Regions from separate parts of the Homo sapiens genome. Here region 2 is linked to region 1. Evidence: read pairs that join two places in POLR2A ChIA-PET (ENCODE). Cell type or tissue: Panc1. All regions are shown on one strand. Each heading gives the region's core, and the rest is flanking DNA. Links, peaks and the distances in the headings are about the cores only.

Region 1 (16,552 bases), core at 1-2,500:
TGTGGCCCAGGCTGGAGTGCAGTGGCATGATCATGACTCGCTATAGCCTCTGCCTGCCAGGCTCAAGTGAACCTCCCCGCTCAGTTTCCCAAGTAGCTGGGACCACAGGCACACGCCATGATGCCCAATTAACTATTTTTGGTAGAGACGTCTCACTTTATTGCCTGGGCTGGTCTTGAACTCCTGATCTTAAGCCGTCTTCCCTCCTCATCCCAAAGTGTTGGGATTACAGGCATGAGCCACCAAAATAAACTTAGAACTGTTGGCCTTTTGGTGAAAACAGTTGCTTGAGGAAGCAACATCAATAGTTTAAAAACAAGACAAATGATTTTGAACGTTTTCCTTGGCTCCTGAGGGGCTAACAGGTGTTACCAATACTGCTTAGTTGATCATTCGAAGAGTCATTGCCGAGTTGGAAGTGTTAGGGCGATCAGTTTATTTCAGTTTGCCCAGAACCTTTCTGGCTTGAACACTGAAAGTCTCACTTTCTGGGAACCTCCTCAGTTCCAGGAAAATTGGACCTTAGAAGTCACCCTGGAAGTGACTGAACAATTAGCCTCTGAATAGTCTGTGGAGCAGCTGTAAGCAAAAATGTTTTCAAAGTTGAAAGATTTATTATAACCTGAAGTGGGATTTGCCAAGTTGGGCCACAACTGATAGCGGCAAAAATACGTAGATAGTAGAAAAGGGCTTAGTCGAACAAATTTCCCATTTGTGAAAATACAGGGTATTTGAAGGCTAGTCATTGCATGAATTACCAGCAGGTGCTTTTCAGAAAATACATGAACCTATCGTGTCATTGAAGCAGTAGTCACCAGTGCACTTCATTTGTTCCCATGGACTTGGCCATCATCAGCAGTTCCGTGGATTGACAGAAATAGAAACAGAACATCCTGACTCACCCTGCCTACCACACAGCAGTTTGAAGGCTTAGCAGTGATAAAGATTTACCTAGACTTTCTGAGTTCAGGGCCAAGATTTAAAATTTGTGAGTGAGAACATTCTGTTAACTATTATCATCAAATACTGAACAGGTTCAGAAAGTAGATTTTGCTGCAAACTTGCTGTTTCTTCATGAATTTAAGTCAATGAGTTCAATTTAGAATTAAAAGGCAAAGCCACTTACATTCAAAACTTACAAGGCTGAAAAGTCATTTTGATGACAACATTTGAATCACGAGTAATATCAAGCTATTTTATATACTTCCTGTGCTGTGGAGAGTTAAAAGCCGTGAGATCTGCATTCCCACACAATATTTATAGCAGATGTATTTTCCAACCTCAAACTGTGCTTCCAATAGTGTTTTCAAACTTCAGTAAAAGTGCAAAGGAAATTTCCATATTTCGAAATCTACGTTAACTGAGGGACTATAAAGCTTCCACCCATCTTTCAACAGAAGATGACTAACGGCAGTGTAATAACATGCTAACACATACCACGACAGAAAGGTAATAGAATTCTACAAATGATTTTCAAGTGAGGAATATACTCAATTGAAATCATACTTGGCCAGGGGCGGTGGCTCACGCCTGTAATCCCAGCACTTTGGAAGGCCGAGGGGTGGATCACCTGAGGTCAGGCATTCAAGACCAGCCTGGCCAACATGGTGAACCTTGTCTCTACTAAAAATACAAAAATTAGCTGGGCATGGTGGCAGGCGCCTGTAATCCCAGCTACTAGGGAGGCTGAGGCAGGAGAATCACTTGAACCTGGGAGGCGGAGGTTGCAGTGAGCCGAGATAGAGCCATTACATTACAGCCTGGGTGACAGAGCGAGACTCCGTCTCCATATATATATATATATATATATATATATATATATATATATGGTGAACATCGCAAGCAATGTTGATTGGAAACACTAGCTTCACACCTTCTACAAAAATGAACTCAAAATGTATCACAGACCTAAATGTAAAACATAAAACTAAAAAACTTTTTAGAAGAAAACAGAAAAATCTTCATGACCTGTGTTTAGGCAAAGAGTTAAACATGAAACCAAAAGCATGATCTATAAAAAGGAAAAGTTGATAAATTGGACTTAATCAAAATTTAAAACTTGCTTGGTGAGGAGTCTTTCTGAACCTATTCTGGTTCAGGGCTGCCCAGTTAAAAACAAAAAAAACGCCAGGCGCCCAGTGGCTCACACCTGTAATCCCAGCATTTTGGGAGGCCGAGGTAGGCGGATCACCTGAGGTCGGGAGTTCAAGACCAGCCTGATCAACATGGAGAAACCCTGTCTCTACTAAAAATATAAAATTAGCCAGGTGTGGTGGTACATGCCTGTAATCCCAGCTACTCAGGAGGCTAGGGCAGGAGAATCGCTTGAACCCAGGAGGTGGAGGTTGTGGTGAGCCAAGATCGCACCACTGCACTCCGGCCTAGGCAACAAGAGCGAAACACTGTCTCAAAAAAAACAAACAAACAAAAACAAAAATGTGGCCGGGCATGGTAGCTCACTCCTATAATCCCAGCACTTTGGGAGGCCAACAACACAGGTGGAACACCTGAGGTCAGGAGTTCAAGACCAGCCTGGCCAACATGATGGAACCCCACCTCTACTAAAAATACAAAAATTAGCTGGATGTGGTTGTGCACGCCTGTAATCCCAGCTACTCAGGAGGCTGAGGCAGGAGAATTGCTTGAACCCAGAAGGCAGAGGTTGCTGTGAGCTGAGATCTTGCCACTGCACTTCAGCCTGGGTGACAGAGCAAGACTCTATCTCAGGGCAAAAAAAAAATTCTTGGTGAAAGACACTTAAGAGAATGAAAAGATAAACTAGATTGAGTGAAAATATGTGCAAAAGACTTTTTATCCAAAATAGACCTCTCAGGTGAGCACAGTGGCTCACACCTGTAATCCCAGCACTTTGGGAGGCAGAGGTGGGCAGATCACCTGAGGTCGGGAGTTCGAGACCAGTCTGACCAACATGGAGAAACCACATCTCTACTAAAAGTACAAAGATTAGCTGGCTGTGGTGGTGGGCACCTGTAATCCCAGCTACTCAGGAGGCTGAGGCAGGAGAATCGCTGGAACCCGGGAGGCAGAGGTTGCAGTGAGCCAAGATCATGCCACCACACTCCAGCCTGGGCAACTGGAGTGAAATTCTGTGTCAAAAAAAAAAAAAAAAATCAGCCAGGCGTGGTGGCACATGCCTGTAATCCCAGCTACTCAGGAGGCTGAGGCAGGAGAATCACTTGAACCTGGGAAGCCAAGGTTGCAGTAAGCTGAGATCATGCCACTGTACTCCAGCCTGGGTGACAGAGCAAGACTGACCCAAAAAAAAGAAAAATCTCTTAAAACAATCAGCCTGAATTGTCATAGAGAAACCTAATTTCTGCCTTTTGACCATAAAATAGGAAGTAATAATGACTTTTCAACGCTTGTACTCCATTTAAGGACTCAGGCGGCCGGGCACAGGGGCTCATACCTGTAATCCCAGCACTTTGGGAGGCTGAGGCAGGCGGATCATGAGGTCAGGAGTTCAAGACCAGCCTGGCCAGCATGGGGGAAACCCCTTGTCTGCTAAAAATACAAAAAAATTAGCCACGCGTGGTGGTGGGTGCCTGTAATCCCATCTACTTGGGAGGCTGAGGCAGGAGAATTGCTTGAACCTGGGAGGCAGAGGTTGCAGTGAGCCAAGATCGCGCCACTGCACTCCAGCCTGGGTGACAGGGCGAAACTCCATCTCAAAAAATAAAAATAAAAAAAGGACTCAGGCATAACATGAAGTATGCAATAATAATTAATGTTTATTACATGTTTGCATATGTAATGTTGCAGATGAGTAAACTGAAGCCCAGGGAGCTTAGGTAGCTTGCCCACAGATTGTCTATGGTGACCCAGTTGAACTGACTCAAGTTCTTAAAGTTTACTTTCAGTGAGATTAGCATAAATGCTAGATTATTCGTGGCCATGGAAAGGAAAAGGGCTGGGGTCAATGCTTCACGCCTGTCATCCCAGCACTTTGGGAGGCTGAGATGAGATGGAAGGATTGCGTGAGCCCAGGAGTTTGAGACACCAGTGAGCACTGGAGGGGACCACTGCACTCCAATCTGGGTAAGAGAGCAAGACCCCCCTCTCTAAAAATAAACAAACAAAAAACAGGGAGAAGTAAAAGACAAGACCTAGTGACTTTCCTTTGTTGTTGTTGTTTTTTTTGAGACAGTCTCGCTGTGATGCCTAGGCTGGAGTGCAGTAGTGTGATCTCAGCTCACTGCAACCCTCACCTCCCTGGTTCAAGCGATTCTCCTGCCTCAGCCTCCCGAGTCGCTGGGATTACAGGCGCCTGCCCCCACACTTGGCTAACTTTTGTATTTTTAATAGAGACAGGGCTTCACCATGTTAGCCAGGATGGTTTCAAACTCCTGACCTCGAGTGATCCACCCACCTCAGCCTCCCAAAGTGCTGGGATTACAGGCGTGAGCCACCGCGCCTGGCTGACTTTCCTTTTTTGCTGTTTTGTTTTTCTTCTCCAAGTTATTGGTAGAGGGACCTAGTGACTTTATGAATTGGGAGCAGAAATGGGGCACTGGGACACACATGGAATGAAGAAGGCTAACAAGATTTCTATTCTTAAATGCTCAGCCTTGAAATAACTCAGAGCAATATAACGCTAGGTGGCAATAGATCCCAGGCACTTGAAATTTACAGTCAGCCTGGCACGGTGGCATGAACCTGAGGTCCCAGCTTCTGAGAAGGTTGAAGCAGGCAGAGAAAATCTACAGTTAACTCATTGCACTTAAAGAGATTGGCAAAAATCCAAAATTATTAAAGGGGTTTATACCCTAGTGTTAACTTTTTTTTTTTTGAGATGGAGTCTTGCTCTGTTGCCCAGGCTGGAGTGCAGTAGCGCAATCTCGGCTCACTGCAACCTCCATCTCCTGGGCTCAAGTAACTCTCCTACCTCAGCCTCCCGAGTAGCTGGGATTACAGGTGCCTGCCACCACGCCCAGCCAATTTTTGCCTTTTTAGTAGAGATGGGGCTTCACCACATTGGCCAGGCTGGTCTTGAACTCCTGACCTCAGGTGATCCACCCGCCTCGGCCTCCCAAAGTACTGTGATTACAGGCATGAGCCACTGTGCACGGCTGGAGTCTCACTCTTTTACCCAGGCTGGAGTGCACTGGTGCGATCTCGGTTCACTGCAGCTTCCGCCTCCCAGGTTCAAGCGATTCTCCTGCCTCAGCCTCCTGAATAGCTGAGATTACAAGCACCCGACACGACACCTGGCTAATTTTGTATTTTTAGTACAGACGGGGTTTCACCATGTTGGCCAGGCTGGTCTTGAACTCGTGACCTCAGGTGATCCACCTGCCTCGGCCTCCCAGAGTGCTGGGATTACAGGTGTGAGCCACTGCGCCCGGCCTCAGCCCACCAATGTCTACACTACTACAGGACAGAAACTACCACTATCAAATGCCCCTTAAGCAATTTGGTGCTTAGGAAACATCTTTCCAATAATTGACAATTGGTGAAAATATATTTACCAAATGGGTTTGGGTCACCAGCAATACAACATTCCAATGACATGAACCATGAAAATATTTACCTTATGAATTTGTGTATAAAGATGAAGAAATATAACTTCGATTAATTTTACAATATTTATGGGCAAATTATTTATTTATTTATTTATTTTATATAGAGATGGAGTCTCACTATATTGCCCAGGCTGGTCTCCAATTCCTGGCCTCAAGCAGTCCTCCCACCTTGACCTCCCAAAATGCTGGGATTATAGGCGTGAGCCGCTGTGCATGGCCAAAGCAGTTTTGGTTTGGTTTGGTTTGTATTGGTTTTTAGAGACAGGATCTCACTGTGTCGCCCTGGCTAGAGTGCAGTAGCATGATAATAGCTCACTGCAGCCTCGAACTCCTGGCCTAAGGTGATCCTCCCACCTTGGCCTCCTGAGTAGCTGAAACTATGGGAACTTGCATGAGGCCCGGCTAATTTTTTTTTTTTTCTTGAGACGGAGTTTTGCTCTTGTCACCCAGGGTGGAGTGCAATGGCATGGTCTCAGCTCACTGCAACCTCGGCCTCCCTGGTTCAAGTGATTCTCCTGCCTCAGCCTCCCAAGTAGATGGGATTACAGGCATCTGTAGCCACCACGCCCGGCTATTTTTTTGTATTTTTAGTAGAAATGGGGTTTCACCATGTTGACCAGGCTGGTCTCAAACTCCTGACTGACCTCAGGTGATCTGCCCACCTCCCAAAGTACTGGGATTATGGGCGTGAGCCACCGAGCCCAACCTTTTTTTTTTTTTTAGAAATGGGTCCTCAGTATGTTGCCCAGGCTGGTCTGGAATTCCTGGCCTCAAGTGATCCTCCTGCCTCAGTGTCCCAAATTGCTAGGATTACAGGCATGAGCCACTGCCCCTGGCCAGCAAATAATTATATATAATTATATACAGTGCATATAATGTTCTTAGGTATGTATTAAAATGATGGCTCTATGTAAAAAGAAAGTTTCGGCTGGGCGCAGTGGCTCACTCCTGTAATCCCAACACTTGGGAGGCCGAGGTGGATGGATCACTTGAGGTCAGGAGTTTAAGACCATCCTGGCCAACATGGTGAAACCCCGTCTCTACTAAAAATACAAAATTAGCTGGGTGTCCTGTCAGGTGCCTGTAATCCCAGCTGGGAGGCTGAGGCAAGAGAATCACTTGAACCTGGGAGCTGGAGATTGCAGTGAGCTGAGATTGCACCATTGCACTCCAACCTGTCAACAGAGTGAGACTCCGTCTCAAAAATAAATAAATAAATACATAAATACATAAATAAATAAATAAATAAATAAATAATTTTACACAAGAGAACTTTGCTTTAGTACCACAATCACTGTAAACACAATCTGTAGCCCTTGGTGTTCGGAGTATATTTCCTGTTTTCCAGTCACTGGGCTATTTTGGTTTTATTTCTTATTCATGAGGCCTGAACTATAAACACGAAGTAAACACTGGACTTAGAATTTGGAGCATTTTTCTACTTCAGCTAGTAAACCTCAACATTTTGGAAATATTTTTCAAGTTATATGTAGATGATCTATTTCTGTCCTTTTTCTCTCCAAAACAAATAAAGACAAAATAATAAAACAATTTGGCTAGTTAGGGTTTACCTGAGGTCAGGAGTTAATGTCCCGTCCCATTGATCCAATTAGAGAATGTTTCACATACCTGTCTACAAATTTATCCTGTTGCAGTAACCAATCTGTTTTATAATTAAGTAGCTTACCAATTATTGCAGTGGCCTGCTCTGCTTCAATTTCTATTAACAAAAAGAAAATGAACTTGTAGCAGTATCTCAGACATTACTTTTCTTTGCTGATAGGAGCCAATTTTGGAATCTCCCCTGTTATAAATAAATGCTGTCAACCCTACAAGGTCCAGGAAAAGAAATTCAGACATTTGATACTTGCCAAACGTAGTTTCCACAGCAAATGTGCCATAAGTAATGCTGTTGTTCTCTGTAGCTTCATTCACAGGTTCTATGATTTGGCTATTCAAAAGAGGAGTTTGCTGGTTTGGGGGAAAGTAGGACTCTTGCAAGAGGAACCTGGGGAAATATCCTAATTATCTGTCCCCAAAGAGAAAATGTTGAGATGTTTTTTGGCAGTGATGCAGGATACTCATTGGCAGCTTTTTTATTCTGAAGGACTGTGTTAATTTTTCTTCTATTTCTCCTTTAACACTTGGCTAGATGATAAATATTGTGGCTTTTCTCTAATTAACTTTTTTTTTTTTTTTTTTAGACCAAGTTTTGCTCCTGTCGCCTGGTCTGGAGTGCAATGGTGCGATCTCGGCTCACTGCAACTTCCGCCTCCCTTGTTCAAGCAATTCTCCTGCCTCAGCCTCCCGAGTAGCTGAGATTACAGGCATGAGCCACCACAGGTGGCTAACTCTGTATTTTTAGTAGAGACGGGGTTTTTCCATGTTGTTCACGCTAGTCTCGAACTCCCGACCTCAGGTGATTTGCCCGCCTTGGCCTCTCAAAGTGTTGGGATTACAGGCATGAGCCACCGTGCCCGGACTTCTAATCAACTTTATAAAAAACAAAAACCGCTGCCAAGACATGCCTGGTATAATTTTAAAAACTGCACCCAGTAGTTTAGTAAATGCAAACCGTATAACTTCCCTACCTTGCAAATTTGTACTTAGCCAGCTATCTGATTTGATGTTAATGTAGAACCAGCCATAAAAAGGCATGTTATTCAGTCGGCTCCTTATTCTCCTGTGACTTTTTTTTTCCATTTAATTTATTATCTGAATAGGTAATACATGCAAATGGTATGAAAATTCACATGGCTTGAGAAGGTATCTCTGTCCCAGGCATTGCTCCTCTGCCCCAGTCCCCTGACCAGCTTGCTACTCAAGTGGACATGCCACCATCCTCCCCAGCTTCCCAGGCGGTATCCCCAGTGATGGGGACAAGGCTGGCACATCACATTTGTTTAATGAATGAATGCATTCAAAACATTCGTGAGTGCCCACCATGTGTCAAGCACTGGGGATCAGCAGTGAATAAAACAAAAATTCCTGACCCCACGAGGCTTATATTCAGCATTGCGAGACAAGCAATTACCAGATAAAGAAGTAAAGAAGGTCGGGTGCAGTGGCTCACACTTGTAATCCCAGCATTTTGGGAGGTCGAGGCGGGCAGATCACCGGATATCGGGAGTTCGAGACCAGCCTAGCCAACATGGTGAAACCCTGTCTGTACTAAAAATACAAAAAAATTAGCCAGGCATGGTGGTGGGAGCCTGTAATCCCATCTACTTGGGAGGCTGAGGCAGGAGAATTGCTTGAGCCCGGGAGGCGGAGGTTGTAGTGAGCAGAGATCATGCCATTGCACTCCAGTGTGGTTGACAGAGGGAGACTCCATCTAAAAAAAAAAAAAAAAAGAAGTAAAGAAATACATTATGTGGCACAAATGGTAAGTACTGTGGAGAAAAATAAAACAAGAAATGGGCTTAGGGACTTCTAGAGGTGGAAGTGGGACTGCCATTTTCAGTGGGTGATCAGGAAGGCCTCATACTGAACATGACATTTGAGTGATCTTTTTGAGGAATTCGGGGAGCCATGCAGAGATCTTGGAGGAAAAGCTTTTAAGGCAGAGGGAACAGCAAGTGCAAAGGCCCAGAGGCCAACCAGGCTGGGTTATTTTATTATTTTTACTTTTTTAGAGGTGGGGCTCACTCTGTCATCCAGGTGGGAGTGCAGTGGCATGATTATAGCTCACCGCAGCCTCGAATTCCTGGGCTCAAGCATTCCTCCTGCCTTGGCCTCTTGAGTAGCTGAGACTACAGGCGTGGTTATTTTAGAAACAGCAAGGGCACCAGTGTAGCTGGAACAGAGTTGCCAAGGGAGAAGTAGAGAAGGACAGTAAACAGATGCGTCAGGACCATGGAGGCCACTGTAAACCATTGGCTTTGACTCTGAGTGAGTCAGGAGCATCAGTGGGTTTACGGTTTAAGGGATCAATGCTCAATACTGCAGCACTGAGAATAGACTGTAAGGACACACAGGAGGTTGATGCTATTGCAGTAATCCAGATGGGCGTCAGTGGCGGGTTGGACCTGGTGATAGCAAGGAAAGTGAAAAGTGCTCACATTCTGGATAAATGTTGAAAGTAGGCTGGGCCTGGTGGCTCACCCCTGTAATCCCAGCATTTTGGGAGGTGGAGGTGGATGGATCACTTGTGCCCAGGAGTCTGAGACCAGCCTGGGCTACACAGAGAGACCCCATCTTTACAAAAAATAAAAAATTAGCTGGGCATGGTGGCACGTGCCTGTAGTCCCAGCTACTTGGGAGGGTAAGGCAGGAGGATAACTTGAGTCAAAGCTGCAGTGAGCTGAGATCATGCCACTGCACTCCAGCCTGGGTGACAGAGAGAGACTCCTCTGTCTCAAAAAAAGAAAAAAAAAAGGTGGCTGACAGGTGTAGCTGATGATTTTGATATGAATGTAAGAGGGAAAAAGAGGAGTCGGGTTTGACACCGAGGACTTTGACCTGAGCAACTGGAAGAAGGGAGGTGCCTTGGCTGAGATGAGGAAGGCTGTGGGAAGATGTTTGAAGGAAGAGTGGAGATCAGAAGTTATGCTTTAAAAATGGTAAATTTGATGCTCTTGATAGTTATGGGGTGAGACAGAGTGTGCAGCTGGAGAGAAGCCTGTGGTTCACAGGAGAGTTCTGAGCTGGAGACATCAGTTCAGGAGACAGCCATGAGACCCAGTGAGATCATAAAGGAGCAAGGGCCCTGGAGCCCTCTCATGTCTAGAGGCCAGGACAATGGGCAGGAACCAGCAGACGACACCGAAAAGCAGAAATAGCAAGGTGAGGAAAAAGCCAGTGCGCTGTGTCCCGGAAGTCGGGGGAGAAAGTGATCAGCTGGGCCCCATGTTGCTAGACATGTTAAGATGCAGTCCGAAAATGGACAATTGGATTGAGCAATCTGGCAATGACCTCGCAATAGGAGAGCTAAGCAAGTTTCCAGCCTTGAAATTGTATAATCCTTTTAGTTTTTTGGGTTTTATTTTTATTTTTGGAGGCTGAGTCTTGCTGTATTGCCCAGGCTGGAATGAAGTGGCGTGATCTCGACTCACTGCAACCGCTGCCTCCCAGGTTCAACCAATTCTCCTGCCTCAGCCTCCTGAGTAGTGGGGATTACAGGCACTCACCACGCCCAGCTAATTTTTGTATTTTTAGTAGAGACAGGGGTTTCACCATGTTGACCAGGCTGGTCTCGAACTCCTGACCTCAATCCACCCTCCTCAGCCCCCCAGAGTGTTGGGATTACAGGCGTGAGCCACCGAGCCCGGCCTATCCTTTCAGTTTATGCAAGCTATTATATTTCAAATTAAACAATGAAGGAAGAGTCAAACAATGCTAAAGCAGTCCCCTCATCAGAGGTAACATGGCACCTCCCACATCGAAGAGCAAGGGTAGGAAGCATGGAGCCCCCCAGCTGTTTTTGAAACTGTGACTGCCCTCATCATTTTTGGGACATTACTTCTACCTGAGGCCTCTTGATTGGAGTCAAAATTGAAATCCAAGTCAGCCTGGTTCCAAGGGCTATGTCCCTTTCTCCTTATGACATTTTTATTTCTTTTTAGAGCAAAATGTTTTCACCAGCTTCTGGAAGTTACAAATCCATTTTCTTCATCTTTTGCTCTGCTTTAGAAAAATGTGAAACTGAATGGCCGGGCGCGGTGGCTCACTCCTGTAATCCCAGCACTTTGGGAGGCCAAGGCGGGCAGATCACGAGATCGGGAGATGGAGACCATCCTGGGTAACGTGGTGAAACCCCATGTCTACTAAAAACACAAAAAGATTAGCCGGGCATGGTGGCGGGCGCCTGTAGTCTCAGCTACTCGGGAGGCTGAGGCAGGAGAATGGTGTGAACCTGTGAGGCAGAGGTTGCAGTGAGCCGAGATCACACCACTGCACGCCAGCCTGGGTGACAGAGTGAGACTCTTTTGTCTCAAAAAACAAAAAGAAGGAAAGAAAAATGTGAAACTGTACTGTAGGGTAGTTTTCTTTTTCCAAACATTTTTTTGTGCTGCTTACTGGTCTGAAAAATATTCTTCTAATCAATAATAATATATTTGAGACATTCATGGACAGGTTAAGAATGAGAGGATCCCTTTGGAAGGAACAAGGCAACAAAGACCCCAGTTCATAGAAGATCATACTTTTGTTAGGCAGTTTGCCTCAAACTTCTCCTGTGATGCTTAGCATCCAAACTGGTGTAAGGTAAATGATTCCTCCTAGTTGAGTCCTTGTCCTGTCCTTAACCATGCATCCCAGATCAGTCCTGTCCATGGTTCTTATTCTTTTTACTCTCACTTAGTGGGATTGGGAGCAAGGAATGCAGATTTTTTTTTTTTTTAACTCTGTTGCCCAGGCTGGAGTGCAGTGGCATGATCTTGACTCACTGCAACTTCTGCCTCCCTGGCTCAAGTGATTCTCTCTCGTGCCTCAGCCTCCTGAGTAGCTGGGATTACAGGCATGCACCACCACGCCCAGCTAACTTTTGTATTTTTAGTAGAGACGGGGTTTCACCATGTTGGCCAGGCTGGTCTCAAACTCCTGACCTCAGGTGATCCACCTGCCTCGGCCTCCCAAAGTGCTGAGATTACAAGCGTGAGCCACTGAACCCGGCTGGGGGGCAGATTTTACATCTACCTCTACAGGCCATGGATTTGGCCACAGAAATTCACCTGTGGCATATCAGAGTATAATTGGCAGAGTGTTTTCTTTCTTTCTTAATGGTACATAAATTGTGGAGTGTCTTACATCCACAGGCATCTTGGATTTGATGAATTATGATGCTGGCCACATGCAAGCTATCCATGGCCCTATCTAGGCTGCTGTAGGTGCCACACAGTTGCTATGCTCACCTGTATCTCTTTTAGTCCCCAGTATGTCATGTTTTTCTTTCAGTATTAGCTACTTATTTTCTTACTTCCCCCATTCATTCCATGAAAATCTTTCTCCATAACTCATTTTCCTTTTTTGGAAATGGCATTCTGTAAACCAGAGGCATTGCCTTTTATTTCTTCTCTTACTGGATTAATTTTTTTGCCTCCCAGGAAATGAAATTAACTACATTCCATAAAGCCCCGGCCGCAGTGGTGGGGAAGGCAGGAGACACAAGGCAGAAGTCAGGGATGGAGATTGTCTTCCGGGCATGTGGGAACTTGCTGGGGTGCCATGGTGTAGCCCCCTTCCCTCTCTGAGCCTAGGCACTTGTATCAGGGAAAGAAGTCACTGAATTCGCCAGTCAAGGTCCCTCCTGCCCTAAATTCTAGAGTTCATTTGAGCCCCACAAATCCTCACTGGAAAAGAAGTTCTGATGCAACCCCCAGCCTGCCCTGGTGAGGGACAGCTCCAAGACTATGCTGACCAGAGCAATCAGTGCCTCCTCTCTGGCAGAGTAAATAGCCACAGTCAACGCACCTCCCACAACCACGCTCCTCCACCACCTTGACTGATCTGTCCTACCTGTCACAGATCTGTGTCTAACATCAGAGAGCATTTCCGAGGTACAAAAACTGGGAACACAGGAAGGTGGGCACAAACTCGAAGACCCAGAGGGACAGATCCCACTGTAATTGTTTACTGTCTGTCTCCCTCAGACTGTGTCCCGTTCAACCTTGTGCCCACCCCCACCTGCTCCCCCACACTTGGCAATCAACTGCACAGAACAGGTACCCAGGAAGTGCCAAGGGAGTGAATAGTTCAGATGTGGGCGTGAGAGAAGTGCCCAATGAGTTCATTCATTGGAAAGAAGGAAATTATCTGATGCCACTGTGGGGGTTAGGGAAGACCTAAGATTCAGCACACCATGCTAGGAAATGCCTAAGAAACACAGGAGGACTGTGGCAGACGTCTGCTGTTTCTGGTTCCCAGCCTCGTTGGCCTTGAACGTTCGCCTCCCAATTTTCTTTGAATTCACCACCTCTCCCCACTCTAGTCAACCCATGCGAGTCTCCCTTTCAAATCAACCTATGTGAGTGACCCCAGCAAGAGGTCCTGCCAGTGCAACAAGGCCCAGGCCGCAGGGACAGACATGTTATAAAGTTTGGGCAAATGAGAGTCCTCCCTAGGACTCTTGCTAGAACTATTGGGATAGGCACACTTCCCACAGTGTCTCCAAACTCGGAGGAGCAGCTGGCGGCCCTTTCATCACCACAGGGAGCCCTAGCCCAAGAATAAAGCCAGCCCCAAAAAAAGCCAAACCAAGAGATGGAAGGAGATGGTTTCTTGAGGCCCTTGTCTGAGTCCCTCAATCTAGCCATGCATGACATTCCTTAGACTTTTCAGTAAGGTGTGCTAATCATTTTCTTTTTCACCCCAAAACCAGTTTGAGTTAGATTTCTGTCACAGGCAAGCAAAAACTTCCCAATACAGGCAACAGATTTTTCTTTTATTATTATTAATTGGCTGATTTGCTGGGCATAGTGGCACACACCTGTAGTCCCAACTATCTGGGATGTGGGAGTACTGCTTGAGTCCAGGAGTTTGAGACCAGTCTGGGCAATATAGCGAGACTCTGTCTTAAAAAAAAAAAAAAAAAAGAAAGGAGGCTGGGCATGGTGGCTCACTCCTGTAATCCCAGCACTTTGGGAGGCTGAGGTGGGTGGATTACCTGAGGTCGGGAGTTCAAGACTAGCCTGACCAACATGGCGAAACCCTGTCTCTACTAAAAATACAAAATTAGCTCGGCGTGGTGGTGCATGCCTGTAATCCCAGCTACTCAGGAGGCTGAGGCAGGAGAATTGTTTGAATCTGGGAGGCACAGGTTGCAGTGAGCCGAGGTCGTGCCATTACACTCCAGCCTGGGCAACAAGAGCAAAACACTATCTCAAAAAAAAAACAACAAAAAAAAACCTGGTGTGATTCCGTCCTGCGCGGCTATTCTCCCTGTTTAGGGGCTGGTACAAAGGATGAATTGCACATTGTTGAAGTAGAGGCAATGAATTACAAAGGCAGTCCAATTAAAGTAACACTGGCAACTTTGAAAATGTCTGTACAGCCAAAGGATTCCCTTGGAGGCTTTGAAATCACACCACCAGTGGTCTTACGGTTGAAGTGTGGTTCAGGGCCAGTGCATATTAGTGGACAGCACTTAGTAGCTGTGGAGGAAGATGCAGAGTCAGAAGATGAAGAGGAGGAGGATGTGAAACTCTTAAGTGTATCTGGAAAGCGGTCGGCCCGTGGAGGTGGTAGCAAGATTCCACAGAAAAAAGTAAAAGTTGCTGCTGATGAAGATGAAGATGATGATGATGAGGATTTTGATGATGGGGAAGCTGAAGAAAAAGCGCCGGTGAAGAAATCCATACGAGATACTCCAGCCAAAAATGCACAAAAGTCAAATCAGAATGGAAAAGACTCAAAACCGTCAACACCAAGATCAAAAGGACAAGACTCCTTCAAAAAAACAGGAAAAAACTTCTAAAACACCGAAAGGACCTAGTTCCATAGAAGACATTAAAGCGAAAATGCAAGCAAGTATAGAAAAAGCGCATTGAACAGTCCTGGGCACTGCTGGTAAATTAAGCCCAAAGATGGGGAGAAAGGAAAAGGAGAGACAAATATAGTCCATACTGAGTGTCATCAACAATCCAGACTGAAGTCTTCTATTTTAATTTCAATCCCCTTTTCTGATTTGCCACCCATGCCTCTTCAGGCTGGAAATAATCTCACGCTTGGTTCCCTAAAGCACTTTCTTCCGGCTGCTGTGATTCAGTGAACCTTGCCCTTTCCTTTCTATTACTTGTGCATTTGCCTCACCTCTGACAATGTTTTAAGTCGCCTTTGTATCTCCTTAGCTGCTTAATAAATATTTGAATGAATCAAAAAAAAAAAAAGGAAAGAAAACAGAAAAAAAAAGATAAACTGGCAGATTTGAAACAATTGTAGGTTTAAGAGGAAAAACTTATAACAAATAGCTGGGAATGATACCATCAGAGATGAGCTCAAGAGCAGTGGTGGGAAGAGGCCTGCTGCCAGCGCCACCCCTGCTCCCGCCCTGCTGGTGTGGTCAGAGCAAGGTGCTGCAATGGACTCAAGAACATTCCTATCATCCTGATGAAGTCATAAAATAGAAACCTCACTCTTTTGTCTTCCTGTTAGCAGGTGTTTGGAAGCCTTCAAACAGTTTCCAAAAGTCTCAGCAAGCTGAGAGCAGGGGCTCTCAGAAGCCCACGGGGGATGTTTGGCACCTGTTTTGCTGGTAAAACGCGAGGAAGTCCATATGTACTCTTGCCACCCCCAGTGTGACCAGACGGAAGTTTCTCCCCTCTTTACGTTGTAAATGTCTTGCATAATTTAGCCTCTCTTTTCCTGGTTAAACGTTACCCACAGCTGCCTGCTAAATGGAAAAATGACCAACACATCACCAGGCAGGTATGTGTCCATGAAGAATTTCCCACGAACCAGCAGGGATGTTGACCTCTCATTTTAACAACCTGGGGTTGTGAGACCATAAAAATCACTTGTGCGGGGGGTATAGGGTTGCAATTAATTGTTCCTCACAGATGCTACTGTGTCAGGAAGTGAGGGCTTTCTCTGATGATATAATGACCTTCATTCAGCCACCAGATCCTTTAAGCAGGTAACACTAGCCCAGTGGCAGAGTTTTTATTGTTTCCTTTCAAAAGCCATGTTTTCGGAGATTAAAAATTTGTTCTGCTTGCATTGAAGTAGGCCTTAAAAACAAAACAAACTTTTTGTTTGTTTTTGAGACGAAGTCTCGCTCTGTCGCCAGGCTGGAGTGCAATGGTGTGATCTCAGCTCACTGCAACCTCTGCCTCCCCAGTTTGAGCAATTCTGCCTCAGCCTCCCGAATAGCTGGGACTACAGGCATATGCCACCATGCCCGGCTAACTTTTGTACTTTTAGTAGAGACGGGGTTTCACCACATTGGCCAGGCTGGTCTCAAACTCCTGACCTAGGTGATCTGCCCGCCTTGGCCTCTCAAAGCACTGGGATTACAGGTGTGAGCCCACCATGACCAGATGTTGAATGAATTTTGACAAATACATACACCTGTG
Region 2 (2,500 bases), core at 1-2,500, 200 kb after region 1:
CCCTGCCACAGTTGCAGCCTGGGAGCCAGGGGTGGGCTCTTGGGCACAGCTGTGCTGGGGTGCTGGGGTACCCACGCTCCAAGGCACTGGCTGTGGGGCTGTGCTGGGTTCTAGGAGGACAGGGTGGATTTAGGGTCTCATCAGTTTATAGACTGCTTCCCTGTCCCCCACCCTAGGGCGGAAGCCTTCCTTTGAGTTTTTTGCTTTGCAGGAAGCCTTTATTTTGGCATCCACATTAAGGTGCAGTGTGCTGGTGAGAAGGATGTTGACTTGCCCCCAGAGAGGTGCTCCAGCCTGCCATTCCTGATCTGTGGGCATTGGGCAGGTGACTAACCTTGCCAGCCTCTACACCCTCCAGTGTGCAGTGACTATGAGGAAGGAAGGAACAACATGGTCAGACGTTGGAGACCTTAGATTCTGTAAAGCATACATATAAGACCTGGCAGAGCGTGCTGCATGTATGGGGCTCTTGTCTTTTTGCAGTCTTCATGGCCTGACACATTGTGGTGCCTTTCTGTGGTGAGCCTGAGGGGTCAGCAGGGAGAGGCAGTGCGAGACCAGTGAGAGCCTGTGTAGAAGTGAATAGCTGCATTGTCCTGCAGTCTCAGCTGAATGGCTTTTGTTTAAACCTCTTCTCTATTAGAGTGTCCTACTTTGCAGTACCAAAGAATACCTGTTCATCTGCAGTTCTTCAGTGAAGAATAGTTTAGACCCCTAAATGCTATCTGACCCTGTAACTTTCTAGGTCTAAGGAACGATTATTTTAAAGGATAAAGATGTTGGTTTAAAAGATAGAGATAACACTAGCCGTTGTGTTGATTGCTTTATAGATACAAACTATAGGTCACAAACTGCTGGCATAAAGCTGGTTTCAGCCTGTAGATTTGTGGGTGTGTGTATGCTTGTGCCTGCAGAATGTTTTAATTTTACATTTTGAGTTCAAATGAGTTTATATTTGGGAGACTTATATTTTTAACTTTTCTTGAAAGGGTAGAAGGCCTGGTAAAGCTGTGCTACCATTCCTCTGTGGCTGGGTGGTGGTGGCCCATCTGCCTGAGCACCTTATCCCTCTTCTGTCCCTGCCTCCAGGGTTCCCTGCCAGTGCCATTTGTCACCCTGCACTCAGCCTGCTGCAATCACTCACTCCTCATGTCACTGCCTGGCCTGTGTAGGCGTTTCAGTTCATTTTCACCTAGTAGGCACTCAAATATTTGTTGAATGAAACTGTTATTTCTTTCAGTCCTCAGAGCAACCCTCAGTTTACAGAGGAGGAAATTGAGACCAAAGGAGTTCTAGTGTTTTGTCTAAGGTTACACAGCTCCCTAAATGGCCAAGTAGGTCCTTAAGTCTACTTATTAATATTTGACTCTAAAGCTAGTAATTTTTCCAGTAAATCTCTTAAACGTTTATGGCCCAGACTTTCTAAGTAGCTGCCTGGGTATTGATTGTTCTTTAAAGAGATCACCCATTGAGATTTGCTCTGAGCAGATGTTATCCCTAGAAACTAAGCAATGGTGATACACTTTAATAGTATTCAAGGTATAGTAGCATTGACTACTTCTGTAATATATGCATTTTTCTTTTTTTCTTTTTCTTGAGACAGCGTCTTGTTCTGTCACCCAGGCTGGAGTGAAGTGGTGTAATCTCGGCTCACTGCAACCTCTGCCTCCTGGGTTCAAGCGATTCTTGTGCCTCAGTGTCCCAAGTAGCTGGGACTAACAGGCGCTCGCCGCCATGCCCAGCTAAAGTTTTTTTTTTTTGTATTTTTAGTAGAGACGGGGTTTCACCATGTTGGCCAGGCTGGTCTCGAACTCCTGACCTCCAGTGATCTGCCTGCCTCGGCCACCCAAAGTGCTGGGATTACAGGCATGAGCCACCGCGCCCGACCGCATTTTCAATGTAAAAATATTCCCTAACATTAGAAATTATTTTTTTCCCTCAAAATAAACTGATAATCTGTGTTTGTCAGCTCTGGCTGCCATAACAAAATGCTGTAGACCGAGTGAGTTAAACAACAGAAATTAATTTTTTCACAGTTTTAGAGGCCGGGTTCTGGTTGGGGCTCTCTTCCTGGCTTGTAGATGGCTGCCATCTCACTATGTGCTTATATGACCTCTTCTGTGTGTGTACCCAGCTCTCTGGCTTCTCTTATGAGGACACTAATCCTCTAATTTTAGGGTCCCGCCATCATGACCTCATTTAACCTTAATTGCCTCCTTTTTTTTTTTTTTTTTTTTTTTTTGAGACGGGGGTCTCGCTCTGTCACCCAGGCTGGAATGCAGTGGTGTGATCTCAGCTCACTGCAACCTCTGCCTCCCGGGTTTAAGTGATTCTCCTACCTCAGCCTCCCAAGTAGCTGGGATTACAGGTGTGTGCCACCACGCCCAGCTGATTTTTGTATTTTTTAGTAGAGACGGGGTTTCACCATGTTTGCCAGGCTGGTCTCGAACTCCTGACCTTGAACTCGCCTGAACTTGAACTTGCCTGAACTCGAACTCCT

The links. Peaks named below come from ENCODE experiments on the same cell type or tissue, not always from the same donor. Only the 100,000 strongest peaks of a DNase experiment are listed, where the experiment ranks them.
Region 2: POLR2A ChIA-PET joins it to region 1 with 10 read pairs; 10 of 35 experiments call an interaction of 5 or more read pairs at or near these places.

The regions. Positions count from the first base shown.
Region 1 is chr2:121,706,985-121,723,536 of GRCh38, reverse strand. The region is part of intron 3 of NIFK-AS1 (NIFK antisense RNA 1); the gene reads right to left. It also overlaps the pseudogene NPM1P32. Among named protein-coding and RNA genes, the nearest start is that of NIFK, 22 kb to the left of the region's middle. In Panc1, for the core only: no CTCF peak of the experiment used is centred there; DNase peaks (open chromatin) are centred at 986 and 1,386; H3K27ac peaks cover 212 bases.
Region 2 is chr2:121,517,974-121,520,473 of GRCh38, reverse strand. The region is part of intron 6 of CLASP1 (cytoplasmic linker associated protein 1); the gene reads left to right. Among named protein-coding and RNA genes, the nearest start is that of CLASP1-AS1, 11 kb to the left of the region's middle. In Panc1, for the core only: no CTCF peak of the experiment used is centred there; no DNase peak of the experiment used is centred there.